2 separate regions of the Homo sapiens genome follow, and region 1 is linked to region 2. A link is an interaction called in ENCODE POLR2A ChIA-PET data of the cell type or tissue named here. Cell type or tissue: Caco-2. All regions are shown on one strand. Each heading gives the region's core, and the rest is flanking DNA. Links, peaks and the distances in the headings are about the cores only. Region 1 overlaps EFCAB14 (EF-hand calcium binding domain 14). Region 2 has its middle 40 kb from the start of FOXD2.

The links. ChIA-PET counts read pairs that join two places held together with the same protein. Peaks named below come from ENCODE experiments on the same cell type or tissue, not always from the same donor. Only the 100,000 strongest peaks of a DNase experiment are listed, where the experiment ranks them.
Region 1: POLR2A ChIA-PET joins it to region 2 with 11 read pairs; 2 of 35 experiments call an interaction of 5 or more read pairs at or near these places.

Annotation. Positions count from the first base shown.
Region 1 is chr1:46,691,907-46,701,074 of GRCh38, reverse strand. EFCAB14 (EF-hand calcium binding domain 14) reads left to right here. Exons shown (of 11, transcript NM_014774.3): 4 at 4,426-4,524; 5 at 9,138-9,168. It overlaps EFCAB14-AS1 (EFCAB14 antisense RNA 1), which reads right to left. Exons shown (of 3, transcript NR_038828.1): 3 at 8,977-9,168. Among named protein-coding and RNA genes, the nearest start is that of EFCAB14-AS1, 22 kb to the right of the region's middle. In Caco-2, for the core only: no CTCF peak of the experiment used is centred there; no DNase peak of the experiment used is centred there.
Region 2 is chr1:47,473,162-47,482,329 of GRCh38, reverse strand. No RefSeq gene overlaps it. Among named protein-coding and RNA genes, the nearest start is that of FOXD2, 40 kb to the right of the region's middle. In Caco-2, for the core only: no CTCF peak of the experiment used is centred there; DNase peaks (open chromatin) are centred at 4,039 and 4,549; H3K4me3 peaks cover 240 bases.

The DNA of each region.
Region 1 (9,168 bases), core at 660-8,659, 780 kb after region 2:
CACATACAGAAATCCTATGAAAATTTTCCTTCAATTCCCATCTCTGTGTTCCCATCTCACATGCACACACACACACACACACACACACTCACTCACTCTCTCTCTCTCTCTCTCTCTCATGCCCCCATAGGTGTCCAGTCAGTAATGTGGGCTTCATCCTCCTAGTTCTCTATTTACAAAATCATAATAGTTTTTAGTATGAATTAGCCTATGGGTTAACATGCGTGTGTGTTTGTAAATAAATAAGGTCATTCAATATATGTTCTGCAGCTTGCTTTTCCACTGAATATATGCACATTCTTAGTGATATACATTTAAATTGTTTCTAGTATTTTGCTGTTACAAATAAGGAAAAATTATTTTAAAAAATATATCATGTACATGAGCTATTTTATAAGATTTCTAGACATGAAATTGCTAAAATAAAGAATATAAACATTTCAAATTTTGATGGATATTCCTAGATAAACTTCTTACAAGTCTTCTCTAATTTATACTCCCATAAGCAGAGCATGAAAATGCCTGTTTCTATATGTCCTTTTCAAACCTGGATATCATTCATATCTTTTTAAAGGCATGAGTGAAAACCTCCTTAATGTAATTGCTTCTCTTAGGAAGTTTATGGTTTGCTGAGAGTATCTCTGTGGACTGAGGTTTCTCACCCATCTTGTTTTTAAATGAACAGAGTTACAATGTTGATGATTAGTCTGGTTATTCTGGAGTCCTTATGTAGAATTGCATGTTTTAGTGCTTATTAATTTCACTATTAAAGAACTGTCACTTATTTGATATTTCATCTGTACCAGGTACTATGCTAAGAGCTTTGATTATATGTCTCATTTAATTCTCATAGCCTGTATTGATCATCTGTTCCTTGGTTACAAATTACCCCAAAACTTAGTGGCCTAAAACAACAGTCATTTAGTATCTTACGGTTTCTATATGTCAGGAATTTGGGAGCAGCTTAGCAGACTGGTTCTGGCCAAGATCTCTAAGGTTGCAATTAAGATGTCATCCGGGTCTTTATAACCTGGAGGTCTGACTGGGGCTGGAGGTTCCTCACTCACATGGCTTTTGGTAGGAGGCCTCAGTTCCTCCCAACATGGACTTGTCATTCTGGGGCTACTCGAGTGTCCTCACAGCATGGCAGCTCCCTTCCCCAGAGTGACTAATCCAAGGAGAGCAAAGAAGAAGGCATAGGACCTTTTGTGACCTAATTTCTAAAGTTGCCAGTTGTCACTTCCACTTTATTCTCTTCTGTAGAAGCAAGTTACTTATGTCAGGCTACACTCTAGGGAAGGGGAAGTAGGTTTCACCTCTTGAAGGGAAGAAGACTATCAAAGAATTTGTAGACATATTTTGAAACCATCACGTATCCTTATAAGATAGTTGTTAAATAGTTGTTGTTGTTATTATTATTATACCCAGTTACTGATGAAAAGAATAAATTCACTACTTATCTAGCCTTATCTCCTACCCCCCGGCCTCTGTCTTCTACTCTGCTTAGACTAGCCTTCTCAATGTCCATCCCAGACACAGAGTGTTAATTCTCAGCCATTCATTCAACAAATGCCAGTCTTTGTATCACGGGTATTGTGGAAAGTAAAAGAGACATGGTCCTTGATCATGTGGAGCTTATAGTCTTGTGGAAGAGAGAAACCTCAATCAAATAACCACCTAAACAAATCATTGTCACTTTGAGAAGTGCTATGAAAAGAAAGTACTCCTGAGCCTGTTCATACTGTGTTCCCTATCCCCCGATGCCACCCTCACCCTTCTAACCTAGAAAGAATGCCTGCTTGGTTTTTATGTATAAAATTCTAACTTCTCTGTCAGAGTCCAATTTGAGTCCTCCTTCAGCGAAGCCTGTTTCTTTCAGCTTGCATTGATATCCTTTTCTCAGAACTTTATTCAGTATCACGTTTAATGCTTAATTGTTTCTTTAATGTACTCTTGCCTTGTCTCTCAGTTATATTGAAAGCTCCTTGAGGTGAGAGACCTAAGAGTTTCCCTTAATTCTTCTATCTTCCCCACTGTTAACACCCAGTCCCAGCAAATCGTATCATCTCTACTTCTGCTACTACCTCTACTACCACTCAAGTCTAAACCACCATTATCTCTTGCCGAGACTACACAGATCTCCTTCTTACTGGTCTCTCCATTTCTACTGACAGCCATAGTAGTCTTCCTCCAAGGTGTCTCCATTCATGTAATTATCCTGCTTACACACCCCTGCCTATCACACCTCAAGTAAAACCCATGTGCTTGTTCTGGTTTACAGAGTCCTGTCTGTTCTGGCACTTTACTGCACAACTGGCCTCACCACCTACTTTGTCTCTCTGTCTCTCTCACATACACACACACATTATGAGATCCTGCCACCTAAACTTCTGTTCTCTGAATATGCCAAGCTCTTTCCTGTACTGGGACTTTTGGTCTAGCAGTTCCCTCTTCCCTGAAATAGGCTTCATCCAATCTTCATATGATTAATTCTTTCTTACTATTCAGATCTCAGTTTAAATTTTATCTCCTTACAGAGGCCTCCTCAGACCGATCAGTCTAAAAGTTGCTACCCAGTCACTCCTGTCAAGTTACTTTATTTTAATTTTTTTCTAGTGCTTCCCACTATCTGATATTTTTCTATATAAAAGTGTCTGTCTGCTTGCACTAAAATGTAAACACCACAGGATCCCTGACATCTGTGTTGTTCACCAGTGGTGAATAATAGGGTCCAGTAGTATTTGTTTTATTAGTGAGTGGCTGAAAATTCATCTTAAGCCTCTGAACTTTTGCCTTCTAAAAGAAAAGAGGGAAAAGAGAACTTGAGTTCCCGAGTTCCCAGGCTCCTTACCAGACTCCCTGTCTCAGACCAAGCTACTACTACTTACTCAGGGAGCTTTGTTTAAATTAAATTCTTTGCATAGCCGGACATGGTGGCTCATGCCTGTAATCCCAGCACTTTGGGAGACCAAGGCAGGTGGATCACTTAAGGCCAGGAGTTCAAGACCAGCCTGGCCAACATGGCGAAACCCCTATCTTTACTAAAAATGCAAAAATTTGCCAGGTGTAGGGGCATGCACCTGTAATCCCGGCTACTCAGGAGGCTGAGGCACGAGAATCACTTGAACCCAGGAGGCAGAGGCTGCGGTGAGCCAAGATCACTGCACTGTACTCCAGCCTGGGCAACAGAGCAAGACTGTCTCAAAAAAAAAAAAAAAAAGAGAGAGAGAGAAAGGAAAAAATTCTTAGCACAGTACTTATTACAATCTGATTTCTTTTCTTTGTTTTTCTGTCACCTTTTACTAGGATGTATGCTCCATGAGAGCAGAGCTTCATGGTCTTGTTTGCCTCTCTGCTGTCTCCACAATGACTGCAGCAGTGTCTGGCACAGAGATGCCAAACATTTGCTAAAGGAATGAGTAGGGAATCAGGTTCTGTTTTGTCTTACACCCCCCAGTGCCTACCACTGTGCTTGGCCCATAACAAGTGCCCAGAAACTGGTGGGTACTCTGAGGCCACTCTGAATATAATTGCTATTGGTAGATCTGTGTTCTCATCCTAGAATTTAGAATGGGAAAGCGGTTTAGAACTAAGAGTCTTTCAAGTGTTTCGAGCCAAACTGCAAAGCTTTTAGAATATTGTCTCTGCAGCCTGAAACTGACTATTACACAGGTTCCCCCAGTTCCCATTCAAGAGCGAAGTCTAGATGTTTAGAATTCTATGCCTAAATAGCAGAACGGAAGCCTCATTTTATTTTGATTAAATTCCTATTTTAATACATACATTGCATCAGTCAGTGAGTCAGTGAGTATTTATTGAGCCCCTTCAGGATACAAAGTAGTGCTCTGGTAGAGCTATTGAGTTTGAAATATTAGTCACATTTTTAAACCAAAACCAAATCCCCAAGTAGTTGAAAGTGCTGTTCAAATTGTCAGAGTGCAGTTCCTGTAGACTGTATTTTGTGAGATGGGCTTTTACTTTATATGTTCCCACTTGGGCAGGAACAAAAGTTTGGTAAATTACTGAGGTATTACATTTTACCAAAATGAAATTTTGAAGTGATCCTTCATCATTAGCTTTCTTCCTGTCCAATTGTTGAGGGAGTGTGTGATAATTACAGCATCTTTTGAGTAATTTAAGATTTTGGGATCTTGTGCTGCCAGGACAGGGTAAAGAATAACACTTGCCTTCACTCTTTGACACTAGTGTTCAAATTGGGCAGGGAAAGAAGGGGTATTATTGTTGCCTCCCAGATCCCAACTCTATCCAAAGTACTGTCTCCTTTACTTCTGTGAGCTGACAGGGTTGCAGAAACACATAAAATCCTAGACTATCTTGACATCACCAACCGTAGAGTTTGTGAAGGTAACGTGTCCTCTACAAATTCTCATTTGTTTTCATTGTTTGTTACTCTTTTTTGTTCAGATTTCTCTGTTGACTTCTGCAGTGAACCACCTCAAAGCCAATGTTAAGTCAGCTGCAGACTTGATTAGCCTGCCTACCACTGTAGAGGGACTTCAGAAGGTAGGTGCCATGTGTGGGTACAGAGACTTCAGAAGGTAGGTGCCATGTGTGGGTACTATTTGCCATAATTCTAGCTTCTTATAAGTTTTCATTGAAAGCCTAGCATTTGAAATCAGCTGCTCCAAGAGGGCAGTAATGGAGTGTATCACTGTGTCCTAAAGAATTCAGAACAATTTTGTTTTGGTCTGGTTAGTTAGGCCTTTAATTTGCAACAGGTTACCTCAGCTGTGATTTATATGGGTTCATACCTTTTTATTTGGCTCTCTGAGTCCCAGAATTGCTCTGCTGGCACTCTTGTGTTAGCATATATGGGTTCGCTTTTCAGCTTGCTTTTTCAGTTCACCACTCACAATATCTTCATCAAAGCAGACCAATTGTACATGATAGTTACCCTAAATCTCTGTTACTTTCCATAATTAAGAAAGTTAAAAAAAAAAAAAAAAGATGACCTGGGGAAATGCAAAAATTAAAAATTCAGGAAACAAGTGTTGGCAAGGATATGTGGAACGAAGGAAATTTTCAAACACTCCTGCTCCTGCTAGGAGTATTAATTGGTAAAAATCACTTTGGAGGCTGGGCATGGTAGCTCATGACTGTAATCCCAACGTTTTGGGAGGCTGAGCCAGGAGGATCACTTGAACCCAGGAATTACAGACCAGCCTGGGCAACATAGGGAGACCTCGTCTTTACAAAAAATTTTAAAGTTAGCTGGGCATGGTGGCACACAACTGTAGTCCCAGCTACATGGGAGGCTGAAGTAGGAAGATCACTTGAGCCTGGGAGGTTGAGGCTACAGTGAGCTGTGACCAACCAGATGAATAGTACTCAGGGATCCTTAGAGATGGACGGGAAGAGTGGATAGGGGTAGGAAGGCAGAAGAGGTGCCTAATTCGAACATAAAGAACATCATCCCCTGACACAGGAAATGGAAGAAGGGATTCCCCAAACGGTGGATATCAAATCTAGGATCTTTGAATTATAAAAATATGTGCTAAGTTTGGTCAGATTATGTGCCAGGGTCTATGAGCATATGAATTCTTTCCACAAAGGAGCAAGAAATTTCTAAGCCATAAGCGAAGACAAAATTTGCTATTTTATAGCCACACCATCTGTGTGTGCTCAGTCTCCATAATTTGCTACTTGTCCAATGTGGCCATCTACTTACAAATTCGGGGGGAAAAAAAAGGGGTAGGGACAACTCTGATGAGGCCAGATTCTTGCCGTTGTTCCTAGGGCCAATTCAGGAAATGATAGGCTTCTGTAGCCATTAGTACAGAAGCAGCTCTCACAGTCTTGCATTAGAAAAGGAAACTGGTTTATTCTTTTTTTTATTACACTTTAAGTTCTAGGGTACATGTGCACAACGTGCAGGTTTGTTACGTATGTATATATGTGCCATGTTGGTGTGCTGCACCCATTAACTCATCATTTACATTAGGTATATCTCCTAATGCTATCCCTCCCCCCACCCCAAAACAGGCCCCGGTGTGTGATGTTCCCCTTCCTGTGTCCAAGTGTTCTCATTGTTCAATTCCCACCTATGAGTGAGAACATGCAGTGTTTGGTTTTTTGTCCTTGCAATAGTTTGCTGAGAATGATGGTTTCCAGCTTCATCCATGTCCCTACAAAGAACATGAACTCATCATTTTTTATGGCTGCATAGTATTCCATGGTGTATATCTGCCATGTTTTCTTAATCTAGTCTATCACTGATGGACATTTGGGTTGGTTCCAAGTCTTTGCTATTGTGAATAGTGCCGCAATAAACATAAGTGTGCGTGTGTCTTTATAGCAACATGATTTATAATCCTTTGGGTATATACCCAGTAACGGGATGGCTGGGTCAAATGGTATTTCTAGTTCTAGATCCTTGAGGAATCTCCACACTGTCTTCCACAATGGTTGAACTAGTTTACAGTCCCACCAACAGTGTAAAAGTGTTCCTATTTCTCCACATCCTCTCCAGCACCTGTTGTTTCCTGATTTTTAATGATCACCATTCTAACTGGTGTGAGATGGTATCTCATTGTGGTTTTGATTTGCATTTCTGTGATGGCCAGTGATGATGAGCATTTTTTCATGTGTCTGTTGGCTGCATAAATGTCTTCTTTTGAGAAGTGTCTGTTCGTATCCTTCACCCACTTTTTGATGGGGTTGTTTGATTTTTTCTTGTAAATTTGTTTAAGTTCTTTGTAGATTCTGGATATTAGCCGTTTGTCAGATGAGGAGATTGCAAAAATTTTCTTCCATTCTGTAGGTTGCCTGTTCACTCTGATGGTAGTTTCTTTTGCTGTGCAGAAGCTCTTTAGTTTAGTTAGATCCCATTTGTCAATTTTGGCTTTTGTTGCCATTGCTTTTGGTGTTTTAGACATGAAGTCCTTGCCCATGCCTATGTCCTGAATGGTATTGCCTAGGTTTTCTTCTAGGGTTTTTATGGTTTTAGGTCTAACATTTAAGTATTTAATCCATCTTGAATTAATTTTTGTATAAGGTGTAAGGAAGGGATCCAGTTTCAGCTTTCTACATATGGCTAGCCAGTTTTCCCAGCACCATTTATTAAATAGGGAATCCTTTCCCATTTTTTGTTTTTGTCAGGTTTGTCAAAGATCAGATGGTTGTAGATGTGTGGTATTATTTCTGAGGGCTCTGTTCTGTTCCATTGGTCTATATCTCTGTTTTGGTACCAGAAAAGGAAACTGGTTTATTCTTGAATTTATTCATTCAATAAACATTTGTGGAACTTCCTCCAGTATGTACCAGGCACTTTGCTGTTGATGGGAATACTAGTTTCAGAGTTTTGCTCCAGAGTTCACATGGCTCTGTCAGTTGCTTCCTTAGGGGAAAAAAGAAAAGAAAAAAAAAATCCTTAAACAAGAGCTTACTATCTTCTGGCATCCCAATGGGTTCATACATCCAGCCAGTGAGGATTGGATTCACAAACAGTAGGTGTCTTTGAATGCCTGTAGCTTTTGCAACAGGCATTCAGAGCTTACATAGATAGCAACAGAGCTTACATAGATAGCAAACCAGCTTAGATACTTTTACCCAGTGTGTTGTCTCTTTGCAAATCTGTGTGTTTATCATGCCAGGCACTGTGTTTCTTTCAAGTGGCTCAGTTTTGAAGTGGTAGGTCATGCCAAATACCTAACTTTATTGTATCTCATGTAATTTTTATTAGTGTCATCTCGTGTTCTCTTGGATTCTTGGATATCAGTGTAATAAAAATGACCTTGGTTAAAAATACTAATGTGGCACTGTAAAACTGTCAGCATGTCTTGAAAAGGCCAAAACTCACTGAATAGTAACACCCTTTTAGATGTTCCCTTAGGACAGGCTTTTTTTAAAACATGGCTTCTGAATTATATCTCCAAGTTCCCTGTCCACTTGGGCTTTTTAGGGCTAATGAAAGCAAAGTAAGCCACTACTCATATCCCTATTCAGTGGTTGCTGACAGGATTCTACTTTTTTTTCATCTCTGCAGTATTGAGTTTCCCAAAGCCAGATATGGTTCCCTCCCACTTTTGCTCGAAGTGTCCTTTGCTCCTAACAAGTGGCAGTCTACTGTGTTAGCTCGGCCATCTGCCTTCCCACAGCAGGGATTGACAGAGGCAGTTTGTGAGAGAACCTTATCCCTGGGTTCCAGATTTATAAACTAATATTTTTTCTTTAGGGAAGATTTGGTTTTCCTCTAGGAAAAATCATTTAAATTAAGAAAATTACTTGTTTGATTGATAGAGAAAGAGTCCTGTTAATTATCTCAGTATACACTACATGTAATCATAGTTTGAAGATATTTGAAATAATCAGAAACACCGATTTTCATTAGGGCAGTGTTTCATTAGGGCAATGTAAATTAAAATCACAATATACACTTCCATTAGAATGGCTGAAGTTGAAAAGAATGACTGTACCAATATTGGTACAGGATTGGTGAGGATATGGAGTAACAGGAACTCTCATTCCCTGCTGGTGGGAATGTAAAATGGCATAACCATTTTAGAACATTGTTGGGCAGTTTTTTAACAAGTGAAGCATAGACCTGCCATATGATCAGCCATTCACCTGCTAGGTATTATGGCGATTAGAAAGCATATGATAAAGGGGAATGTCTATAAGTCCACATGAAGACCTGAACACGAATGTTTATAGCAGCTTCATTTGTAATAGTCAAATATTGAACACAGCCTAAATGTCCATGAGCAGGGGGAGAGATAAACTGTGATAGAGCCACACAATGGAATGCTGCTCGGCAGCCTGCCAAGTAGCCTCAACATGGATGAATCCCAATTCTGCTGAGTAGAAGCAGCCACACTTTAAAAAGCACTACTTGCTCACTGGTTCTACTTATATAAAATCTAGAAAATGAAGACTGATTTATTGTGACAGAAAGTGGATCAGTGGTTGCCTGGGAACGATCGGCAAGGGAGTGATTACAGAGAGTCATGAGGAAACTTTCAGAGGTGATGAGTGTTTATTATCTTGATTGTAGTACTGGTTTCACAATTGTTTATGTGTCAAAACATTCAAATTATACATTTTTGAATATGTACAGTTTATTGCATGTCAGTTGTCTCTTAAAGCTTTTTTACACCTTCCTATATGTTTCCATTCAGAGTGTAGCTTCCATTGGCAATACTTTAAACA
Region 2 (9,168 bases), core at 813-8,812:
CTCCTGTGGCCTCCAGGCACAGAGTGAGGTAAGCACCAAGGCAGAGGCTGGTGTGAATTAGGGCTCCTTGCCTTCCTGCTCCCACACTGGGCTCTGAAAGTCTCTCCTCCCCCAAGTCACTGCCAAGGGCTGGGCCTGGAAACTCCTCCCAGCCCTAATCCACTACATCCACCATCAAAGCCCCACTTGATTACCTACCGCAGAATGACAGGCTTGGATAGAAACTAACAAGCCTCTGTGTGTCAGAAACAACTGTTCTGACAATTTGCTCCTGAGCCTCCACCTGCCAGCTGGGGCAGTCCAGCATCCCATCCTTTGGAAGCCTCTCCCGCCTCTCCTCACTCCACATGGAGGCATCTGTCTATTATGTGCCAGGCCTTCAAGCGCATTATTACATTTCATCTTCACATTTCTACTTCAAAAGAAGTAGATACTATTATTATCCCTATTTTACAGAGTACAAAACTGAGGCTTAGAGAGGTGAAGTACTTACTCAGAACTATACAGCAGAAATAAACAGGGTAAGATCTATCTGACTACAAAACCAGTGTGCTTTGCCACTGCACTACCCACCCTCAATCCCTTCCCAGTCCTAGCACCAGGCCAGCATGCAGTAAGTCCCGTGGATGTTGGTAGGGTTCAGCTTCTTTGGATCAGTGGGGCCCTAAGAGTTCTTTTTTTTCTTCTTGCTCTGTCGCCCAGGCTGGAGTGCAGTGACTTGATCTCGGCTCACTGCAACATCCACCTCCTGGGTTCAAGCAATTCTCCTGCCTCAGGCTTCTAGTAGCTGGGATTACAGACATGCATCACCATACCCGGCTAATTTTTGTATTTTTAGTAGAGACGGGGTTTCACCATGTTAGTCAGGCTGGTCTTGAACTCCTGACCTCATGATCCACCTGCCTCAGCCTCGCAAAGTGCTGGGATTACAGGCATGAGCCACCGCGCCCCGCCCAAGAGTTCTATGAAAATACCCAAAGGACATGATGAAACAGAGAGGGAACCTGAGAACCCAGAGTTTCAGAACTCAAGCTCAAGAACAAACTTGCCGGTGAACACAAACATGAACACACATATGCATCCACACACACATCCTTCAATAAGAGAAGGGCCAGTCTTCATTGCTTTTCCATGTAAGATGTGTCTGAACAGAAGTTTCTGCTGCCAAAAACCATCTGAAGAGCAAACCATTGCTTCCAGAGTCTCTCCAGATGAAGGACCCCCTCTTATCTTCCCAATGAGCAGGACAGGGCAGCCTCCCCAGCTCCTCCCATTCCAGTCCCTGGGTGCCAGAGCAGGACTTCTTGCCGACCCAGCAGGTGGGGCTGGGCCTCGGTGGAGAAGCCCCGGAAGGATTTAGGAAGCATGGGGCAGCCTGTGGGTGGGATCATCCCAGGGAGAGAGAGGCTGGAGACAGGGAGGAGAGTATTTCCGCCAAAAATGCTTAACCTGAAACTAGTAATGAAGAAACACTCAAAAAGTCTAAATCAAGGGACATTTTGCTAAATAACCAATCTAGACTCTTCAAAAATGTCCATATCATGAAAGATGACCCCAAAAAGAGGCTGAGAAATTGTTTGAGATTAATGGCAGCTAAAGAGACATGACAACTAAAACAAAATGTTCTAGAGGACATTATTTACAAAATTGGGAAAACTTGGAAACAGGCCATGTATTATATAATAGTATATAGCATGAAAGTTAAAATTTTAGGGCAACAATTATATTGTGGTTATAGAGGAGAATGTCCTTTTTTAAAGAGATGCATGCTGAAATTTGAGGGGTGAGGTCTGTTACTCACAAATGAAGAGAGAGAGGTGAGGAGGAAGGAGGGATGCAGGGAAGGAAAGAAGAGAGAGAGGAAATATGTTAATGATTGGTGGATCTAGATGAAGTGCATAGGAGTATTTGTTGTATGATTCTTATTGTTCTGTTCTTCTGATTTGTTCAACATGAAAGGTAGGGGAGGGTTATTTAGCTAGATTGAGAAAATAGGAGATGGCATCCCAAAGTCAGAGGTAGGAATGACTATAGGGTGGATGGGGGAAACAGTGGAGCCAGCCTGCATTGAGAGAGAAGGATGGGGATGGGGAGTCTCCTGAAGCCAGATCACACAGTGCTTTCAAATCCAGGAGGAAGATCAGCTCTGGTCCCACGGAGCAAAGGGCAAAAGAGGATGGAGGGGAGGTCTTAGGGCAATGCATGGGGCAGCAGTGTGGGTGGGATGATCCCGAGACAGAGAGAGAGAAAGAGATAGAGTGAGACAGAGAGACAGAAGCAGACAGAGAGCAATGAATAGAGATAGAGGCAGAGAGAGAGACTTGAAGCAAGGAGAAGCTGAAAGAGAAGAGGCCCGGCCAAAAGCTCTGGGACAAGATCGGCCAAGATGAGTCTGAGCTCATGCATCAGCAAGTCCTGGCAACAGATGGAGAGGCCAAGAGGTGAGGGGTGGTGAAGGTTCACAGGCTTGGACACCAGCTCACCCTATCCTGGCATTTTTGTGGCACACGCGCACCCAGTTTGGGTGCAGCTGGCGAGGCAGGAAGAGGGACTTTGGGTGGCAGTCCAGCCAGGACCAATCCCTACACCATCATCACTGCCTTGGTTTTCTTTGCCCATGTAAGGGTGACCATAGCCAGGCCCACCTTATGGATTGGTTGTTGCGAGCACTGGCAAGCTAGAGTCTGTGAAGTGAATGATAAATAGAAGAAACTCAAAAAGTGAGTAATAAATAAAAGCTGTTACACCATAACCCCTACTAACTCTCACCCACGAAATGGGGATTCACACATCTGCTGCTCTAGGTGTGGACGCAGCCGTGAATGAAGCAGACAAAAAGCCCTGCCCTCCAGAGAAACAGACAGTAAACAAAACACACAATTAAAAGATACAGTGTGAGATGGCAGGAAGTGCTGAGGAGAAGGACAAGGCAGCGGGGGAGAGGGGGTACCCAGGTGATGGGACCAGGCAAGGCGGGTTCCATGCAAAAACTGCTGTCCAAGAAAGGTTCACTGAAAAGGTGACATTTTGGCAGAAACTTTTTTTTTTTTTTGAGACGGAGTCTTGCTTAGTTGCCCAGGCTGGAGTGCAGTGGCACGATCTCGGCTCACTGCAAGCTCCACCTCCCAGGTGCACGCCATTCTCCTGCCTCAGCCTCCCGAGTAGCTGGGACTACAGGCGCCTGCCACCACGTCCGGCTAATTTTTTTTGGTTTTTTTTTAGTAGAGATGGGGTTTCACCATGTTAGCCAGGATGGTCTCGATCTCCTGACCTCGTGATTCACCCGCCTCGGCCTCCCAAAGTGCTGGGATTACACGCGTGAGCCACCACGCCCGGCCAGAGAAACATTTTACTAAGAGGTAAGGGAGGGAATCTACCAGATCTGGGAAGACCGTTCCAGGCAGAGAGAACAGTTTCGTGCAAAGTTTTTCAGGTGGGAGGAAAAACCCTGAGGCCCAAAGGGAGAGAGGAGGAGCAAGAGGAGGGGAGGGGAGCTGGGGGGTCTAAGCCAGGCTAACCAACATGTTCACCCATCCCTCTGGCTCCAAAATTGACAACAGACTGAAGGGAAGTGGGGCAGAATTTAGGAAGTTAACTTAATAATCCAGGAGTCAGATCCAGGAGATGATGGTGTCTGGGACCTGGAGGGTAGCGGTGGAGGCTGAGAAGTGGTTGGATGATGAATAATTGTTTGAGGGTAGAATCAGCAGGGTTTCCTGCCTGGTTATTGAGGAGTCTAGAGAAATGTGTATGAAGGTCTCAGTGCACATGCCACGGGCATAGACCTGACCCTCAAGTAGAGGCTCCATAAGTGGGCTGTTAGGCCCCACGCAGGACCGCGTGGAAAGCAGCTGACAAGGAACAGCATTGCACCAAAAGCCTCTATAGTGCAGCCAAGCAAGAAAGGGGTATCCCCAGAGCCTGTGAGCCCCTCCCCTACCACTCCCTGCCCGAATAGGACCGCAGAGGCCACAGGTTACGGAGAGGGAGCTCACACCCCGGCAAAGATTGATGCCTTTTAAACAGACCCAGAGTGAGAAGGACAGAGAAAGTCAATATTTGTCCGAGCAAGCCAAACAGGCCGGCTCGCCCAGGAATGTGAGGGAGGGAGGGAGGCCCAGTGCCCAGAGAACATTATTTCAACAGACAGATATTTGGAAACCGTCGCTGTCCTGGGGATGGGGGAAGGGGGCAGTTCACCCAGCCCTCATTCCTGCCCAGGGATGGATGGGACCAGGCCTGGCAGCAAGGGGGTGAGAAGGGAGGGGACAAAGGGACAGTGGGGAGGGAAAAAGCAGATCAGGGCAGAGGAGCTGGAAACTGAGGGTCAGAAAGGGGAAGGGATTACCCAGGACATACAGGTGAAATCCTCCAATGGTTTTTCACATCTTTCAATTCAACTGCAAACATTGTAGCCTGCTCTAGGCGGCTTTCCACCATCCAGACCCTGCCTACCTGTCTTGTCTCACCTCCCTGCACCCCCAGCGAATCTGAGCATTTTATGGTACCAAAGCACACCCAGTGCTCAGCTTGCTTTTGCATACACCATTCCTCCACTGGACACACCTTTTTTTAACTCTGATTCATTCTTCAAAACCTAGTTCAAGGTTCACCTGCACCAGCAGTCTTCTTGTTTGAGGTTAAGAGCTGGAGGCTCAAATCCAAAGAGGGCGGGACTTGCCAGTTACTGGCTGTAGAACTTTAGGCAAGTTCCTTGACCTTTGTAAGTCTTAGTTTTCTCATCTGCAAGATGGTGTGGGAGGCCGAATAATGCTCCCCACCCTCAAGATGTCCACATCCTCATCCTCAGAGTCTGTGAATATGTTACCTTACATGGTGAAAGGGACTTTGCAGATGTGATTAAATGAAGGATCTCAGATGGAGAGATTATCATGGATTATCAGGGTGGGCCCAGTGTAATCACAAGGGTCCCTATAAGAGGGAGGCAGGAAGGTCACAGTGAGACCAGGAGATGTGATGATAGAAGCAGAGATTGGAGAGATGCAGGGGCCACAAGCCAAGGAATGCAGGTGGCCCCTAGAAGTTAAACAAGGTAAGAAAATAGATTATTCCTCAGAGTCTCTAGAAGCAACAGCCCAGCTAACACCTTGACCTTAGTCCAGTGAAACTTGTTTTGGACTTCTGAACTCCAAACTGTAAGATGATAAATTTAGGTTGTTTAAAGCCGCTAAGTTTACAGTAATTTGTTACAGCAATAGGAAACTAATTCAGCTAAGTACCACATTCATACCTACCGCCAAGGTTCTTGTAAGTAAGAACTAAATAACTTTATATATAAAGTTATAGTACATATATATACTATATCTATATAGTTTATATATATTTAAAAGTGACTGTATATATACATATATATATATATATATACACTTACAAGAACCCTGGAGGTAGGTATGAAGACCCCTTAGCATTGTACCTGATAGAGAGAAAGGGCTCAGGGGCTGTTGAGTATCCCTGTTGGTGCTACCACGTCTACATCCCGGCCTCTTCACAATCCCTTCCAACTTGGTCTTTAATGTCTGTGTGCATCTCTGCCTGCTTCTCCAGATAGTGAGCAATTTAAGGGCAGGCACACAGTGTTATATTAGTCTTGGTATCGTCAATACCAGGCACTTAGCAAATGCTCAAAAAATGTTGAATGAATAAGTGAATGAATGAATGAATGAATGCTGGCATTTGTCCATGCACAATGTGGCTTTAATCATACAAATTCGACAACCATGGGACCAAGCTTTAGAATCCAAACCCCAGAAGCGATCTCTGGAAATAGTTGGGTCCTGAAGGGCGGACAGGTGGATGGAGGATACCAATCACCCACCTAGGTTTGTCTCGGAATTTCCAAGTAGCTTCTCCTTGCGACACTGCAAGAAGCTGAGGTTTCTTTTTTCTGAGACAGGATCTGGCTCTGTCACACTAGCTGGAGTGCAGTGGCGCAATCTTGGCTCACTGCAACCTCTGCCTCCCAGGCTCAAGCCATCTTCTCACCCCAGCCTCCTGAGTAGCTGGGACCACAGGCGCACAACACCACGCCTGGCTAATTTTTGTATTTTTTGTAGCGACAGGGTTTCACCATGTTGCCCAGGCTGATCTCAAATTCCTGAGCTCAAGCAATCCACCCACCTTGGCCTCTCAAATTTCTGGGATTACGGGCGTGAGCCACAGCGCCTGACTCGAGAAGCTGAGGGTCGTACCCAGAGAGATGGTTGACAACCTCTGGACCCAGGTTCCCACAAGTGGCTGCTGCCTCCAGGTCAGAGGTAGTGCCTGGGAAGGCAGCACATGTGGTCAGCAGATTTGGGCATGCATCACAGTGATGAGGAAGTAGATGGTCAGCATCCAGTGGCCTTTACTATGTGCCAGATATGTGCCTTGTGTAGTGTAAAGTGCTTTACATCATTTTTTCATTTCATGCTCAAGTGTCTGTTATTCTTCCCATTTACCAGGGAAGAAACTGAAGCTTAGATAGGTTATGCAATTTGTCCAAAATCACACAGCTTGCAAATCCCCATGCTGCTTGCCTCAAGAGCCTGTTCTTATCACCACCACCCTCCACTGCCTGTCAAGCTGTCATGTCCTTAGATTTGTGTTGTACCTTCTATAGAAGCTGGATGGGACCTCAGGACAGACAGCTTGGTATATTTATTTTTGCCCCCTCTAAAGTCATTCAGCAAACATTTATCAAGCCTCGTCTGGGTCAGGATCTGCTCTGGGCATTGGATTCGGAGAGGTGACCCAAGCAGAGGGACAGGCCCTGAACAATTGCAGCGCAGTGCTACATCCTGAAATAGTGGGACATATGAGGCCATGGAAGACCAGAGGAAGGCATCGATATCTGTTGGGCTTCAGAAATAAAGCTCCCTCAGGAATAGCCAAACACATGGCAAGGGGTACCCTTTGAAAGAAGGAATTCCAAGCCAAGGGAACATCATATGCAAAGGCCCAGAGGAAAGAAAGTGGGACACTCAGGAAAGCACAGATCACTGAGGGTGGCTGAAAGGTAGAGGTCAGAGAGGAATGAAGCTGGAGCATGAGCAGGGCCATATGTAGACCACAGTACTGAGGATGCATTTGAGCCTGAGGGCAACAGGATGCTACAGAAAGGATTTAAGCAAGAGAAGGGCTTGGTCAAATTGTACAATCTTCTTAAAATAATAACACCAATATCTATCATGTATCCAGTTCTTGTTATGTCTCAGCTACTCTTCTAAGCAACCTACATGGATTAATTAACTTAATCATCACTACAGCATCATTGCTATCATATAACATCTTCAGTTTACAGACGAGAAAACTGCAGCACAGAGAGGTTGAGTAACTTGCCCAACATCACACAGCTAGTAAGTGACAGAAATGAGATTTTGAACCCAGATCATCTGGCTCTAGATCTGAGGTACTCACTCTGGCTGAACTCTTCTCCTGGGACGCAGGGTTTAGATGTGGCTGTGTGATACCAGAACCCAGCATAGGGCAAAGCAAAGAGGAATTGTCCAGGAATTCTGGGCGAGGCTGCCCAGCAAGTGGGCCTGGCTCAAGGAGATGGAATCTGCTCTTCAAGCTGCTCTGGGCCCAAGGCAGCTGGATGACTACTCACAGCCCTGCCTCCCTTGGACTTGAGTCTCCAGGACTGGCTGATGCTTCAGGAGCTCCCCTCTGCCCCAGAGCCCACCCTCCCACAGCGCTGCTGTGAGTTCTTGGGCATTGCCTTATCATCTTCCCAGATTTCTTTGGGGTTTTTCCCAGCTCTAATTTTCTGAAAGCCCTTCCGCTTTGCTGCAGATCCTATCTCCCTGTGTGTTTCCCATTAGCAAAGCGATTAGCACTCATCCATTTACATAAGCACAGAGGCCCCCCAGACCCAAGCGAGCCACGGCCTCTCCTTGGCTAGAAAGGAGTTCCCCTGGCATAATCTGCCCAAATACCTTCTCAGCAGCCACTTGTCTTCTCTAGGTGCCTCAGTTTCTTTATCTATAAAATGAGGATAATGATATCACATACTTCACAGGCTGTTGCGATGGATACCTGTATGATAAGCATAAGCAATGTGTATTCAATGTAGTACTATACATAGGGGTTATAACTATTATTGAAGTTATTACTGCCATCCGATCATCTTAGTTAAAGAAAGACAGGTAAACTGAACATCCAATTCTGTCATAACCATTCTCTTTTTTAAAGAAATTAATAACGCTTTTTTGACAAATAGAAGTACGTATATTTAGGGTTTATGACATGGTGTTTTGATGTACATTGTACATTGTAAAATGATTATCACAATCCAGCTAACTAACATATCTATCCCTCACATAGTTACCATGTTTTTGTTGTGTGTGCTGAGCACTTTAAGATCTACTCTCTTAGCAAACTTCAAGTAGCCAATACAGCATTATTAACTATAGTTATCATGTTGTACAATAAATCTCTTGAACTTATTCTTCCTATCAAACTGAAATGTTGTGCCCTTTGATCAACATCTCCCCAACATCCCCTCCCGCCCACCCTAGGCGCTGGTAACCACCATTCTACTCTCTGCTTCTATGAGTTCAACTTTTTTAGATTCTATGTATGAGTGAGATCATACAGTGTCTGCCTTTCTGTGCCTGGTTTATTTCATTTAGCATAATGTCCTCCAGGTTCATCCTCATTGTCAGAACGGCAAGATTTCCTTTTTAAAGGCTGAATAGTATTTTGTTGTATGTGCACGTTTGTGTGTACGCGTGTGTGTATACACATCTTCTTGATCCATTAATCTGTTCACAGACACTTGGATTATTTCCACATCTTGGCTATTGTGAACAATGCTGCCGTGAACATGGACGTGCAAAGGTTTCTTCAACCTTAGACCCAAAAGTTAGATTGCTGGGTCTGTCACAGACATTCTGAACAGCAAAAAGGAACAAACCCACATCAAGAATCATTAACTCCTGGCAGGCAGTGAGGGAGGAGCTTTCATGACATTTCATGATGCTCTGTCATCTAATTCTCTCAACTTCTCTATGAGGTAAGAATTGTCCCCATCTTACAGATGAGAAAACTGAAGCGTGGTGATGTGAGGTCAGCTGACCAAGGTCATCTACCTTGTAAGTGGCTTTGAACCCAGGTCTACTTGGCTGCACAAGCCTGGGCTCACTCTGCTGGACCATGCTCCCCGCA